Regions from separate parts of the Homo sapiens genome. Here region 2 is linked to region 1. Evidence: chromatin loops called from intact Hi-C (ENCODE). Cell type or tissue: HepG2. All regions are shown on one strand.

The links. Hi-C counts contacts between places; a loop is a spot of excess contacts. Peaks named below come from ENCODE experiments on the same cell type or tissue, not always from the same donor. Only the 100,000 strongest peaks of a DNase experiment are listed, where the experiment ranks them.
Region 2: a loop joins it to region 1, with 4 times the contacts of the local background. A loop is called at or near these places in 5 of 110 quality-filtered maps.

What each region holds. Positions count from the first base shown.
Region 1 is chr7:70,778,053-70,786,052 of GRCh38, reverse strand. AUTS2 (activator of transcription and developmental regulator AUTS2) reads right to left here. Exons shown (of 19, transcript NM_015570.4): 15 at 4,297-4,438; 16 at 1,034-1,111; 17 at 15-98. Among named protein-coding and RNA genes, the nearest start is that of GALNT17, 350 kb to the left of the region's middle. In HepG2, no CTCF peak of the experiment used is centred here; a DNase peak (open chromatin) is centred at 4,412.
Region 2 is chr7:70,731,450-70,739,449 of GRCh38, reverse strand. All of the region lies in intron 6 of AUTS2 (activator of transcription and developmental regulator AUTS2), which reads right to left. It overlaps LOC105375347 (a long non-coding RNA gene), which reads right to left and starts at 411. Exons shown (of 2, transcript XR_927653.4): 1 at 1-411. RefSeq lists a silencer at 2,604-2,713. In HepG2, no CTCF peak of the experiment used is centred here; no DNase peak of the experiment used is centred here.

The sequences.
Region 1 (8,000 bases):
TTAGAGGTACTCACTAACGGAAGGATTTCCAAGTCCCCCGAAGGCATTGCCACCAACTGCTGCTAGGCCTGTGAATGTAGACGGCCGATTAAAAGGCTCTGCAAACAAGATGGGGAAGAAGGAAATGGTCAGGGGCTCTGCTGGGAGAGGAACCCAGAGCTTCCTGGGAGCAGGGCGATGCGGGATCCCTGCCCTCTCTACGCCCCCACCTGGCCTGTCCCACTTTTCCTACCAGATGGTGTAAAAGGTTTTCATTACACTTGGATTTAGGCACTGGGTTAGCAAAATATTTCTGAGGACTCTTCTTCTACAACTGTGTATTTTGTATTACTCTTCCTTTGCCCAGTGGGGACACTACTCAAGCTAGGATGTACTAACTTGCCTTCCCGCCCAGTCTCGCCTCTGCCAGGAATGCACTCTGCAGATTCTAACAGAACAGAAAGGAGGTGGCATCTGAATCCATGATGAAACTCTGAGGGCGTGCCTATGATATGCCCTGATGTTGTGCAAGCCAATGCCTGAATCTGCCTGTACACTTGCAGATGGGATCGAATACACAAAGGCCACACAAAGCATGCACCTTTATTAGGAAGAGACTCATTTATCGGGGCAGTGAGATGTAGAATAACTCCTCTCCATAACGTCAGCTTGTGTTTCTTTCCGCTTCCTAGAGGTGACCTTTGCTATGGGGCAAGAGCTCACCATCTTCTTCCAATGGGCAGGAACAGGCTGTTGTAAACTCGGATTCCCTGAGATACCAAGGAATGGCTCTCACCCACTGCACCATGGGAAGTTCAGGCAGAACCACTGCCGAGCACAGCTCTACTACCGAAAGAATGCGGTGTAAGAGATGAAATCTGGAAGCTGGACGGGATGTACTGAAACTCCTAAGAGAGCACCATCTCCTGCCTAAATGGTAAGCAGGGTATCTGGGACTCCCACCAGCTTGCCCGGAGGTGCAGCGGGAGCATGGTAAACACAGCAGGGTTGCCTGAAGCACACATCTCAGTTCCCATTATTTTGGGCGACTCACCTAGGTGGGCAGCAGGGTTGAGGAAGTTGCTGTGATGAGGAGGTGGCCCAAAAGGGGTCCCAGTTGGGTGTGCAGCACCTGTTAAGTCAAACATAACGAAACCAGAGTTTACAAAAAGCCAACTTCGAAGATGCAACCGGCTTCTACTTGCTTAAGGGCCCCGTGAGAAAATATGTTCAAGGGAGGTCATGGCTGAAGTCCACCCAGGCCCCTGCAGGCAAGACACAGGGTAAAAGAAAATGTGTGTTTTTTTTTTTTTTTTTTTTTTTTTTTTTTTAGGAAGCAGAAAATCAATCATCCCTCTTTCTCTTTCCCAGCGTGGCTGGCCACCACCAAAAACAGGTATTTCTTTTTTAAGCCGATGACACACAGTATTACAAAGACAGAGATAACTGCCCTGGGTCATGGGAGGAGGGGAGGCTTTATAACCAAGTAAATTTGGAGAAATACTGGATTAAAAAAAGCTAAGCAAGTTTCTTTACTGAAGGGCTTCTTAGAGCCATTAATAAGCTTATTAATAAGCTTATAGGCTCCTTCGTTCTCTAAGAGGGGAACATTTCATCATGGAATCCACTCCTCATAGAGCATCTCGGAGGACCAAGTTTTCACTTTGAGAAACACTTCCAGAAACCCAGCCCGTTATCATCTCTGGCTCAGGAGGGGTGGTCCTGAAGCTGTGGTTCTTGGCTACGCTGCTCTGGGGACTTGCAGAATCCCTTCTCCTGAAGAGTATGTTAGTTCGCATGCACCCACATCGAAGGATACTATAAGACCCGACTCTATAAAACTCATTATTGTGAGCTCAATTAGGTTTTAGGAGATGAAGTCCTCTGATGTCTCTCAACTTTCAATGCCAGGAAAAGCTGGTTGATTCTTATGTTTTGGGGCACTGAAAATCTTATAACTGACTCTGACAGGTTTTTGCTTTGCCTGCCAGGGAACTCAGGTCTAATTTAGTGGTTTCCTTCAGTTGTCCCTTGATCCACATTTCCTCCTCTTCTCTGTATTTTGCCTAATGTGTACTTCTTGAAGATGCCTCTATTCCTGTTCCTGAAGGAAGCCAGGAAAGGAAGGAAGGAAGGAGACAGAGAAAGAGAGTGTGCAAATGTGAATTAGGGAAGGACATTTCTAAAGGCCTTAGGGCACCAAATGGGCTTGTTAATACGAGGCTACTTACTAGCTAAGGAGGCTAGCTTCCTGGAAGGCAGGCTTTGTCCTAGACGAGAGATTTGCCAGGGTCATCTGAAGAAGTCTCTAGTTTATATTCATGGGATTAGCACCCAATAGCAAGATGAAAATGGCTGGATTTCTTAAGTATGTACAAGTTATACACATCAGTTACAAGGTTCACCAAATAACTATTTTGGGCAGAATCCCATACTGCTTATGCTAAAGAAGGTTACATTCTAGAATGGAAGTATAAACAAGGCCTGGATAAAGAATTTACTAAAAACTGTTCCATAATCCTTTGCATTTTGTCTAAGTTCCTATAAACAAATATAAATTCCCTTAGGAAAATGGATTAAACGTAGGGGTTGTTGCTGTCTACACTCTGTTAACTCGATTTATGTTTTGGACTGCTGTTCCCTGGGCTGCAAAAGTCTTGTGGCCTGGGTTTGGAGAGGAAGCCACTCAGTACAGGAGGAACATCATCCCCGTCACAGTAGTTCGGAATTGGAAGACACCTGAGGAGTTATCTATTCAGCCCTGCATACTGGCTTATTTTCCACCTGGGAAGTGTAAAAATGATACCCCGCCTCCACCAAGTGAATATATTCCAGAATATTCATCAGGCCGTTAGCAGTGTTGTCAGCTAAATAAAATTTTGGCCACATACTGTCTGTGTAGTGCAAGCTAATTAATGCTTCAATGAAGACCAGAGCTTTGCTGAGCCCAGGGCCCCCAGGGGTGCCTTGCAGTTCCAGAATTATTGAAGCAAAAGAAGCCAATTCATCCACTTGGCTCAAATGGAAGCCAGAGAGAAATCTATTCTTTCCAAAAATTGCTCTTCATGTAGCCCTGTCTCAGAGCCTAGGTGCCATGGTAACAGAGCCTTCAAATATGTCCCCAGACAGCACTGACAGAGAAAAACCTGAGACCTTAGCAAATTCCATCTACCCTCCAGGGGGACGCACTTGCTTTGGTAGCTAAGGCCCATTATAATGATGATTTCTTGCAGTGTGGGTGCTTCTCTCTTCCTGAACAGAAGAGCCAGAGGTCCACCAACAGTGAGTCTTGGATAAAAGCCTGGGGTGGCAGCTGGCAGGATGGCTGTAAGACTTGTCTCGTAAGGATCAGAAATGGGGAGCCCCTTGACTGCTTACGTCCAGAAGAATAAATTCTACTTAGCATAGTGGGTATGAAGTTATTAGCAGAATGAGCTCAGTGCCATCATTTTTAAGTGTTAACTGAGCTGAGCTCTGTGTGCCAGAAATTACACTTAAAAAAGCTTTAGAGAAGACAGAATGACAAGAAACCCTTAATACCAAGAGGGCTGTTCTCATCCAGCACACACACAGTCCTTACAGCCGCTGTCTTTTGTTTGTACCTGGAGCAGGAATGAGCATAATCGTCACTCTCTACCTCACCCCTTCCACACGCACACTTGACAGTGTGTATTCTCAGAGGTTAAATGAATTACAGATCCGATGAGCAGGTCACTTGGGTGTTTACACCGTTTCCTAAATTTCTTCCACCGCTATAACCAACCAGGCAATAGTATTACGTTTTGTAGCAGAGAAAACCAGCAACCGAGTGGCCCAACCTCCCTATCACAGACCATACTCCTGGCAACTGCCTTAATCGCCTTTCTTTATCCTCAGGACTTTAAAACACGGCATGACTGAGCATCCCGGTGCAAAATTACAGTGCTCTGCGGGCACCGTATTAAGGGCGACCGCATCCTTCTATAATTCCTGGCATTGTTTCCTTCCGATCTGCCCTTGCAAGCCTTCAGATCTTTCTCAATAGCAACTGACATGCTTGTGAGTTATACTGGTTTAATATAGAAGCAAATAATGAACCGAAGCAATGTGAATCCCTGTAAGGGAAAGATGATCTCTGCCTCCTCCTTTAATGAAAGAGAGTGTATCAATGAAGATTCCCAACTCCCTGGATGTGCTGCGATGTTGCCTTGCAAGCTGGCATTAACTGTATTTTTGTAGGTGGTGACTGAGCGGCAGCTCAGAGCCCAAACCTCATTTATTTAGTTACCTGAGAACTACATTTCTCAGCTCTGTCCCCCCACCCAAACCCACACTCACCAGCGGCAGAGAACAAAGTTGAAGGCCGTGCCAGGTCATGGGGGTGGTGGATGGCTCCAAAAAGACTGGGGCCTGGAGGGCGGCTCAGGAACTCAGGTTTCAGTCCAAAGTCCAGCTTATGTGGGTCTGACTGCATCTGTTTCTACACAGCAAGGGGAACAGTAAGGGTCCCAAGGCCAACAGCAAGGAATAAAGGTGTTAGTGAAGAGCTGGAGCTGGAGACTGTGAACGGTGCACTTGGGTTCAAGTTTACAAACACTGTGAGAGAAAGCAGCTACACAAAAACCATTTCACCCTCAAATGTCAGATCTGCAGGCCGGTAGTGCCTGTTACACCAGAAATGTCTAGTGACAACACTAGTGTTTGGTCTGGTTTTTTTTTTTTTTTTTTTTGTGACGGAGTCTCCCTCACTCTGCTTTCCAGGCTGGAGTGCAGTGGTGGGATCTCGGCTCACTACAACCTCCACCTCCTGGGTTCAAATGCTTCTCCTGCCTCAGCCTCCCAAGTAGCTGGGATTACAGGTGCCTCCCAGAATGCTCAGTTAATTTTTGTATTTTTTGTCGATATGGGGTTTCACCATGTTGGCCAGGCTGGTCTCAAACTCCTGACCTCAAGTGATCCGCCCATCTCGGTCTCCCAAAGTGCTAGGATTACAGGTGTGAGCCACCGCACCCAGCTATGTTTGGTCTTCAAGGTTAATGGCTTGAGAAATAAAACCATATCCTATTTATGGAGACTGCCACCACTCCCAAAGTAGTTCAGTGTTTTGCTGTAAAGGCCCATTTTAGTAAGGTTTAAAATAATAGTGTCTTAAAGCTCATTTTATTAGGAATTCTGCATGAACAATCTGCTGTATAAATTAATTGTTTGTTTAATGACTCTTTGCCATACTCTAATAGCTCACAGTACATTAGTAACCAAAAGTTATGAAGAAATATTTGCATGTCTATAAGCTAACTTTCAAATGATCACTGTTATATAACAATAACAAAGAAAAACAAAGTAGGAGTATTAATTTAACTAACAGAGGCCCTTTCTCTTCCTACTACCTGTAATTACCTGAGGAAGGTTGGGGGAGGGCAGTGTCCATCCAGACAAGTAAACCATAATCCCAGCGCTTTGGGAGGCCAAGGCGGGCGGACTGCCTGAGCTCAGGAGTTGAAGGGCAGCCTGGGCAACATGGTGAAACCCTGTCTCTACTAAAATACAAAAGATCAGCCAGGCGTGGTGGTGCACGCCTGTCGTCCCAGCTACTGGGGAGGCTGAGGCACGAGAATTGCTTGAACCTAGGAGGCGGAGGTTGCTGTGACCGAGGCTGTCTCCAAAAAAAAAAAACAAACTCTTGTGTGAAGTCCTTATCATGGACAGAAATCACTCTGTTTTGTCTTATTTATCTATCCTCAGGCTAATCTTTCCGCCTACCATCCTCTTAGGCAGTAGAAATTGGGTCTTAATCTTCCTCTCAATCTTTTCCCCTGGCATCCTTCTCTAGGCTGGAGGCCCTTGCACCAGCATGGTTTCAAAGCTGCCCCACCTCCTTGTTTCTTGACAGCTTTCTCTTTGAACTGGCTTCACACTGCCTTGGATAAGCACTGCTCCCAAGGCATGGGGTCCTGGGACTTGAAGCTTCTAGTTGAATTTCCCTTGCTATGACCTCTTCCCCATCAGTCTCCTGGGTTTTCACTGCCCTTAGTACCTGCTTCTGACTTTCACTCTTTTTTTTTTTTTTTAAAGAGATGAGATAGATAGGGTCTCGCTCTTTTGCCCAGACTGAAATGCAGTGGCACAATCATAGTTCACTGCATCCTCTTGCCTTAGTCTCCTGAGTAGCTGGGACTACAGATCCATGTCACCATGCCCAGCTAATGTTTTTTCATTTTGGTAGAGACAGGTCTCTCTCTCTATGTTGCCCAGGCTGGTCTTGAACTCCTGGGCTCAAGCGATCCCAAAGTGCTTGCCTTGGCTTCCCAAAGTGCTTGGATTAGAGGAGTGAGCCATCGTGCCTGGCTACTCTTCTGATCTCCCGGACTCATCTGATGCTCTCAGCCCCTTTAGCCCCATTCTAGCCTCAGCTCAATCTCCCTCATGTCCTGAGGGATCCTTGCCCTGCTGTACAACAGCAAAGCCCCATGAGGGGGCATCTATATTGACAGAGCATGGCGTGAGGATCTGAGACAGGGAAGTCTGCTGTTCTCTTACTGCTGACGGCAACGTCCCACTCACCCATCACCCCTACTGAAAGCAAAAGCTACCCGTGCACCTCCAGCTGGAAATGACACCACCCATTAAGAGGGCACACACACTTTCCTCACTTTTTACACACAACTGATCCTCATTACTGAACTCTAAGCAACTAGACGCCAGGAAGGATGCATGCCCCCAGCCCGCCACAGTAAGGAACCTGCAGGCGTAGGCTCTTTCAATAAACACTGGGTGAACGACTAAAAGAATGCGTAAATGAACGTTACAGAGAGAGGGAAGATGTAATTTCTGCTCAAATCTACAGGGAATGCTATAATGAAAGTCCCAGTATCGAGTAATAGCCAAGCCTCAAAACCAAGCTTCTAATTCACTATGAATCTATAAAATTCTTTTGAATACCTCCTTTAATTTGGTGGCCAAATTATTTAGTGCTAATATTGCATGGTACATAGCACAGTTCCATTAACCACAACTTAGGGCCATGAAGCAAAATGGAGCTTGGGGATTACAAGCAGTTTGCTGAAAAGGGAAGATGAACGAAGTTATCTCATGTTCAAGAGGTCTTTCTAATTGAATTGGGATAATGAAAGTTTAAGTCACTGGGGACACTTTTATGGGAAAGAAGTTGCTAAAGTGGCACGTGCAACATCCCTCATCTCTTTTAACCAAAGAAGTTACAAGGAAGATGTGCTTTACCTACCGTTCCACTAACCACATCAACCAGAACAAAAACTGAATTGAACTAATCATCAAAATCTAGTTAGCTCTTCAAAGCACACACATTTTCTAAGATAGACCACAAGGCTTCCAATTAAACTTCCCCTAACAATAAAGTACAAATGAGCCAAACTCACTGATGGCATGTTATAAGAAAGAGCAGGTATCTGACAACCAAAGCAAAATATCTTAGTGACCTCATTTACTGAGGTTTGCATCTTAAAACTTTTAACCGGGTTTTTATTTTTTACTCTTTTTTTTTTTTTAGAGATGAGATCTTGCTATGTTGCCCAGGCTGGACTCAAACTCCCAGGCTCAAGGGGTTCTCCTGCCTCAGCCTCTAGAGTGACTGGAACTTGGGTTGTTTTATTTTAAAAATCACGTAACCCTTTTAAAAACATGTCTCTTCTGTGATGAAGAGCTCTATCTATCTCCTGGCTCATTGGTCTCCTGTATTTCTTTCATGAGAACTCCCAAATGCTGTTAGGACTAAAAGCTTGTTCATGAAGAAATGGATTAAGTGAAGCTTATTGGAGTTACTTGATTGCTTGTTTGCTCCCATTTTTGCAGGCATCGTAACATAGCCTATAAATACCCAGACTGTAAAATACAGACTTGTCAGTTACTTTGTTCCCTAAGCCAAGCGCTGATGCTGTATCCAGGGACTTGCAGAAGTTCTTGATCTCTCCCCTACTGAGTCATAAAGGCTCTAGCAGAACATGGAATATGTTCATCCCTATGATGAAAATATAGACAAAAAGGAAAAATCGTCTTTGGACAGCGAG
Region 2 (8,000 bases), 47 kb after region 1:
TCAGCATTTTGGGAGGCCAAGGTGGGAAGATCGCTTGAGGCCAGGAGTTTGAGAGGGGCCTGGGCAACATAATATGATCTCATCTCTACAAAAAAAAAAAAAAAAGGAAAAAAAGGCAACATTAGTGGGGTGTGGTATTGAGCACTGTAGTCCAAGCTACTCGGGAGACCGAGGCAGGAGGATTGCTTGAGCCCAGGAGTTCAAGACCAGCCTGGGCAACATGGTGAGACCCTGTCTCTTCAAAACATAAAAAACATTAGCCAGGCATAGTGGTGCACACCTATGGTCCCACCTAACCAGGAGGCTGAAGCAGGAGGATTGTTTGAACCCTAGAGGTAGAGGCTGCAAGTGAGCTATGACAGCAACACCGTGCTCCAGCCTGGGCAACAGAGCAAGACCCTGTCTCTCTCTCAAAAAAAAAAAAAAAAAAAAAAAAAAAAAAAAAAGGCCTCAAAACCTCGTGGACATCACCAGAATACAGAAAGTTAAGTTAAAACCTTCTGAGTAGATGTGTTGTCTACAAAGTGGGGGATGGGAGGGTTTTGAATATGCTCTATACTCCATGTGCCATAAAATGAGGAAAAGACATTTGAAACCAGGTTAATTTCCTTGTATTTGAACTATGTATATCCAGTGTGTTAAGGACTTAAGTGACTAGAAAAACCACATGATTAACTTTCAACATCCTCCTTTCCAATAGAGAAAAATGTGATCAAGAACATGTAACACTCACGTGGTCCCCTCTCTTCCCTGGACTGTCACCGCTCCTCCGGGATTGGGGCACAGGAGCCTTGCGCCATGCATTAAAGATCCCCCAGCAGTATGGGCCTTGGCAGCTCACAGTGGAGCTCACAGCCTCTGCTTCTGCAGAGGGACTGACACTGGTTCTCTTCATGCCCACCACGTACCTCACAGCTAGCAATGATATAAAAGCAACTCTCAAAAGAGCAACTCCATTCACCAGCTCCTCAGGCACAACACACAACTTTATACACATTTGTCATATGTCCAAAAAGTAAAAAAAAAAAAAACAAAAAACTTGTTCCAACTTTTTGCTCCAAGAGAAAAAAAAAAGCTAGTTAATCTAAGTGCTTCAGGAAGCCTTAATAGCCTTTTCATCTGCTCCAGCAGCAACGCCCATTTCTCTGGCCAATTGGAGAGAATCAACTCAGGAGTTACAGGTTCTAGCACCAGGAGAAAACCGCAGTGAGAACGGGTCATTTGTTTGGAGAGACTGCCACTCCCAGCATTTTTGCATGTTTACAACTTGACTGACTTGGAAGACTTCATTTCCTAATACTAAGGAAAGTTTGCAGAAGGGCCCATGAAGTATCAAAGCCTCCTAACTGCACTGTGAGACGCAGGAAAACCCGGCCATACCTCCTCATGTCAGTTTTCAGCTTTATGGACTTTATCTGACAAAAAGTTGGTTTCAGAATGTCTTCCGTACAAGCCTTCAAATAGAGGGCTTTGTAAATTCCCAAAGCCAAAATTTTAAAATCTAATTATTTGTATATTAAAATGCTTCTCTTTATTGCTAATTGGCTGCAACATAATAATTAGTCTGCATTATATTTTACTGCTAATCACAACCTCAATAAAATGGGCAATGATGTGTTTCCATTTTCAAGGTTACCTATGAAGCCCAAGGGCTCTAAAATAGGTCAGGACTTCTCTTCACCCCCCTGGCTCCTCCTCCTCTCTGGATTTTAGGTTATTTCAATATCCTGTGTACTCTCTGATAATAAAGAAAGTAATGACAGAGCTGTAAAGAAAAATGCATGTCAGTCCACTCTGGAAACTATTTAGTAACTGTGGTCCGTGAGTTTAAGGAAAGGGGAAACCAACACATTTCGGTAAAATTAGGTTGGAGAGGGGCTTGTGAATTTCAAATACCTATGACACAATAGTCTCTTCCTCCTAAAATCACAGACATTAAATAAGAACTGGATAAAATCGGTTAAGATATTTCTATCTTGCACTACAAATAACAGAGCAAACTGGGTTTCAAAAATAAATTCCTTCTGACTGGCAATCAGAAACGTGAGGTTCTCTTCCATTTTGATTCTATGGACTGTGGAATTTACAGATGTTACAGCGGTGGGGAAATCTAATGTTCCCGCCCTTTGGCACACGGTGGTGCTTGAGCCACATAATGGGAAGGGGCAGGCTGATGCCCATGGTCTCTGCTCTAGGGCTGGACCCATGGAAAATGTAACCAGAACACTCCAGCCCACCTGGGATCATTAATTAGCCTGCATGCACTACCCAAATCTGTCTACTTTCACTTTCTAGGTCCCTGCTTTTTCCATTTCTTACTGCTTATCAGGGTCTCCACCAGATGTGCATTAAAGAAGTAAAAGGAAAATAAATCTTTTCTCCTTGTAAGCAGTTATGAGTAACGTTTTAGTCACTTGAGAGTAAAACTTTTGACTAATGGGGAGACTGTTATGAGGGAAATGATCCCTTCTGTTGTTAACCTAGCTGGAACCACGGAAAGTGATCAGGAATGCCGGTGATTTACAAGGAGGATGAAGGGGTGGGGAAGTCACTCACTGGGAGCAGGACAGCCTATTTCTGACTCCATTGCACAATCCGTCTACGCTATGTCTGGATCCTTCTAACAGGCAGAGATGCACTTTGTGGCAACAATACTTTCCTAAGTGTATGAAACAGAAAACAAAACTCTGATAAGCCGGCGTTAGGAATGCAGTGAACAGCACTGTTGTTCCTCATTCCCCTAACAGTTGGGCATTTTCCACTAGTGTTCTCTTCTCCAGGAACTGAGTCTTTCAGCTAATCACCCCAATCTATCAGAAGAAATCCCTCTTTGGATGGATGAACATTCAACTAATTTATGCATTAAAAAACACAAATCTGCCACTTTTAAAAGTAGGAATAGACGTACCTTAAAGCATGCATATTATAAATACATTTCTCTTGAATTACTCCAACCACATCACAGATCTTGGAAAACAAGTAACAAAAATATCTACACCTGACCCCCTAAACCAACTGGCAATAAAGCATGCCAGTCATTTCACCTTTTTTCTTCAATCCACATTTTATATCACTTGGTAGTAAAAGTATTTTTCCATACTGACATCTACTTTTCATAATGTCCATTTCTAGAGGAGTGATTGATATGATCTATTGATTTTTCTGCTGGCTTTTTTTTTTGTAATACATATTTAACTCTTCAGTTCAATTGAATTTATTCCGGTGTAAGATGAAGACCTAACTATCTGATGAATAATCTTGCCTTTCATTCCCCTTTGATTTGTGAAGGCTTTTTTATCATATATTAAATTTTTATGTGAAAATGGGATTTGTTTTGGGGTAGTTTGTCACTTTATGGTCTATTAACAGTGTTATGATATTCTAATTGTTATAGTTATACACACACACACGTATAATAAAATAGATATACTATTACTTCCTCCTCCTATGTAGATTTTCAAATCCAAACTCCATTTTATCCATCCCCACTGTCAATCAAATAAGGATTTTGATTGCAACTGATCTAAACTTCCAAATTAATTTGGATAAACTTCAATACCTAGCCTCCCAAACTAAGAACTTGCCATTTCTGAAGTCTCTTGTCCCTCCAAGATTTGTAGTTCCGTTCATCTAGGTCACATAAATCTTCCTCGGGGGAATGGAACATTGCCTGTCTGTTAATGCTCTATTTTCTTTTTCCCTCTTAACAAGCATTCTAATAACACAGTATTCTCTCACTCCTGGGCACTCTATCCTCCAAATGGAGGATTTCAGGAAACATTAAAGCACCACAGTAGAGCCAACACATGCTTCAGTTCCAGGGAAAGTCATTTAGGCTACCGATGCATTCCCTGACACAGGGAATGAGGAAGACAGGGTGATGCACCCGCATTCACTTGATTCGGAAGAAAACTCTCCTCGCGGTCCTTAAAGTCAAAGGCTAATGCATTCTTCGGAACATCCGCATCACCCCCGTGAGGGTCAGGGTTAGGCAAACCCAGCCTTGACTCTAGAAGCCACCCGTCCTCCCTCCCAGCTCTTCTCCTCTGGACGTGCTCCTGAATGACTGTTGTAACTTCAAAAAGGAAATACAGGAAGAAAATTCTGAACAAACCAACTGAATTTGCCATGTCGTTTTGACATCCTTTCACAAGTCGATTTCATTTTGTTTGTTTCTTGATTTCAGAAAGGTCGAAGTGAGGCAAAGGGAACCAAACACATCTCCCAGCCTTGGGGGACAACCCATTTCAGCTCTCCTTTGGTAAGGTTTTATTCTAAAAGAGGACACTTACCCTAAGAATTAGCTGTGTTCTCCCACCTGAGAGACAGGCTGTGAGAATATGAAATGAACAGAATTGACGGCCATTTCCTATTGGGTATTAAGGTCTTATAAAATGAGAACGCTGTCCTACTAATGAGAAGCTAGACTTCTTTTTTTTTTTTCCTCCTCCAGATTTATATTTATCTTGACCTTGGGTTGAAAGCTTATAATTATCTCTCTTGCTACCTAAAAGTACCCAAACCTTCTTTCACCTTCAACACTGCTATACTGAATTTCAGTTTTGATAACTATTAGGCATGAAAGCAGGCCTTCTAATGTCTCATAACAACCTCTTTAGGAAGATGTTGCTTCCATTTTTAAAAAAGGCAGGGATAATGATAAACAGTTTAAGAATCTTACAAAGGCAATAAAATGACTTAGGGCAGATATCACACAACAGCTGACATTAACTAGGGGACTTCTGCATTTATTATATGGCTTTATTTTCTATTTCTGGAAACTCTGACTAATCTATTCAGTGCCCAACATTTCCAGTGAGCAGATAAGATGCCAGATAACTACACTACCATACATACCTCACCCTGCCAGCCCCCACAAGCACGCCAAACCATATGTCCCGCCAAACCTCATTCTGGGACAGATTTTTAACTGAGAGAAAAAGGGGGGAGGGGACAATGTATCCCCATACTAATATTTATCAAGGTTTTCTTCTTTTTTCTTTTTTTTTTGAGATAGACTCTCACTCTGTCTCCCAGGCTGGAGTGCAGTGGCGCGATCTTGGCTCACTGCAAGCTCCACTTCCCAGGTTCATGCCATTCTCCTGCCTCAGCCCCCCGAGTAGCTGGGACTACAGGCACCGGCCACCATGCCCAGCTAATTTTTTTGTATTTTTACTAGAGACGGGGTTTCACTGTGTTAGCCAGGATGGTCTTGATCTCCTGACCTCGTGATCCGCCCGCCTCGGCCTCCCAAAGTGCTGGGATTACAGGCGTGAGCCACCACACCCGACCAGGGTTTTCATGGTATCTGGACAAACGAGTACAACGTGAAGCCTGGCGCATGCAGCGGGCTGTCGGGAGGCTTGAGTATGAGAATCAAGGCCCTTGCTCTCAGCTCTGTCCCATGTTGCCGGGGTTCAAAGGGATTCTGAAAAATAAAAGGAAACTCAGCCACCAAGAGACTGTAGGGTGCCTTCCATCCAAAACATCAAAGATGCTTAATGATTTTATTAACAAAGTATATCAAAAATAGCCTGGATTTATGTGATAAAACTAATGTAGAGGCCAGGCGTGGTGGCTCACGCCTGTAATCCCAGCACTTTTGGAGGCCGAAGCAGGAGGATTACTTGAGGTCAGGAGTTTGAGACCAGCCTGGTCAACATGGTGAAACCCTGTCTCTACTAAAAATGCAAAAATTATCAGGGTGTGGTGGCGGGCGCCTGTAGTTCCAGCTACTTGGGAGGCTGAAGCAGGAGAATCACTTGAACCCTGGAGGCGGAGGTTGCAGTGTGCCGAGACCACCCCACTGTACTCTAGCCTGGGTGACAGAGTGAGACTCCGTCTCAAAAAAACCCAAAAAACTAACGTAGAAAAATGTTACAACTGCATAATCTAGATGTGGGGGTAGGGGGGTGGTGAGAGTACAGGTGGGAGTGGAAGAGGTGGGAATAAAGCTGTTCACTGTACAATGATCTTCACTTTTCTGTATGTTTGAAATTTTTCATACAAAATTGTTAGGGGAAAATAATCTAGACAATTGGCATCTTCGATTTTGTACAGCATTTGTCCTGCAGCAGTGAGGGTTTCTAAGTTTCCATAAAATGCTCTGTTTATGCAATAGAACTATTCCATGACTCTGAGTGATGTAAACTGTGGTTATTAAACACCACTAGCTCTAAGTCTCCAAGAGTCCTGAGAAGCATCCCATTTAAGATACCCTTAAGCTGCTATTATCTCTGCAGATAGAGATTTTCCTCCATCCCCTTCCTTGAAGAATTAAGTGCTCAGGAGCCTAACTTTTTTATATACTTCGGTGCTGTCTCAGATCATTAAAAATCTAGGGTGTAAATGTTTACTATTCTTGAATGGTGTATAAACCAATTCCTACCAAATGCACAATACTGAGTTTTATTAACAAACTGATTAGGAAGCACAGCCCTGTGGAAATAGCATAAGATGCAAAATCAGAGAAGACAGGTGTGAGCTTTGGTGAGGGGCCACCTCCTAAACCACAGTTCCTCTGTGGACAAAATGGAGATCACATGTGCCACATCTACCTCAAGTGTGTGTTATGAGGCCAGATAACTACAATAAACAAGAAAATGCTTTAAAAAACTGCAATGCATAATGTACTTCAGTACGATTACCAATTTACTTTGCACCTGTTTGCAAAAGTAATACACGCTTTTTTCTTATCCTAAAGCAGAATTGCTAGAATTGAGAGAGTTTGGAATCTGGTGATGTATAAGATGACAAATTGTTAAAGGGAAAGCTGGGCCTGCCTGGGCCAACTCATCAGGAAGAAGATTAAGTGGGTTCAATGAGAGCCAGGCGGGAACAGGAAGAGTCAAAACGATAAGGAGAATTCATGCTGGATGCACCCCCACAACCCCCACCACCGCAATGTTTCTGTCAGGGGAGACAGACAGGGGTCTTGACAAATAGCACTGCTAGGAAGGAAAGGACCTGGCCCTGTGATGTCTGCAGGTCAACCCAGGAACCTCGGATACTGAGACCCACTTCTCTGTCTCTTTCTCAACAGGTAGACTGGTCCATCCCTATCTCCTTCACCCCCTCTTCTCTAGGGAAGTGCTCAGGACATGGAAGCCTCTTCTCCATGTGAGGAATCCTAAAGGGCAGATGGGTCAGATGAGACCTGCTAGAAATTCTGATGCACGAACCAATCTAAGTATTAGTTACTATGCTAACCTAAGCACTATTCTAAGTATTTGCTATGAGGAAAAATAAATATATTTAATAATAAAGAAACAAGAAAACACTTTGAAAGCTGTAATGCATAATACACTTTAGTATGATTATTAATCACATGTTTAGGAAATACCCTTATAGACATTAATTTTTTCACTCAGATGCAACACCCGACACTAGACAAGATCCTATACTGGAGGGGAAAAGTAATGCCGTAAAGGACATTTTGTCACCTGGAATCTGAAGAGCTGATTAGATAAAGGCATCACATCAGTGAAAAATTTATTGCAATTGGTAGCTGTACTGTGGTTATGAAAGACATTACCCTTATTCCTCGGAAATACTCAGTGAATTACTTAGACATAAAAGGTTATGATATATATCTTACCTTCAAGTGGTTCAGAAAAAAATTGTCTATTTGTGCGGGGGGGATGGCGGAGGGGAAGGGGAGGAAGAAACGGAAATAGAAACCAAATGGAGCAACAAATTAAGAGTTAGATCTGGGTAAAGGAGACTGGGCGCGGTGGCTCATGCCTGTAATCCCAGCACTCTGGGAGGCCGAGGTGGGTGGATCACAAGGTCAGGAGATCGAGACCATCCTGGCTAACATGGTGAAACCCCGTCTCTACTAAAAATATAAAAAATTAGCCGGGCATGGTGGCGGGCACCTGTAGTACCAGCTACTCAGGAGGCTGAGGCAGGAGAATGGCATGAACCCGGGAGGCAGAGCTTGCAGTGAGCCGAGATTGCACCACTGCACTCCAGCCTGGGCAACAGAGCGAGACTCTGTC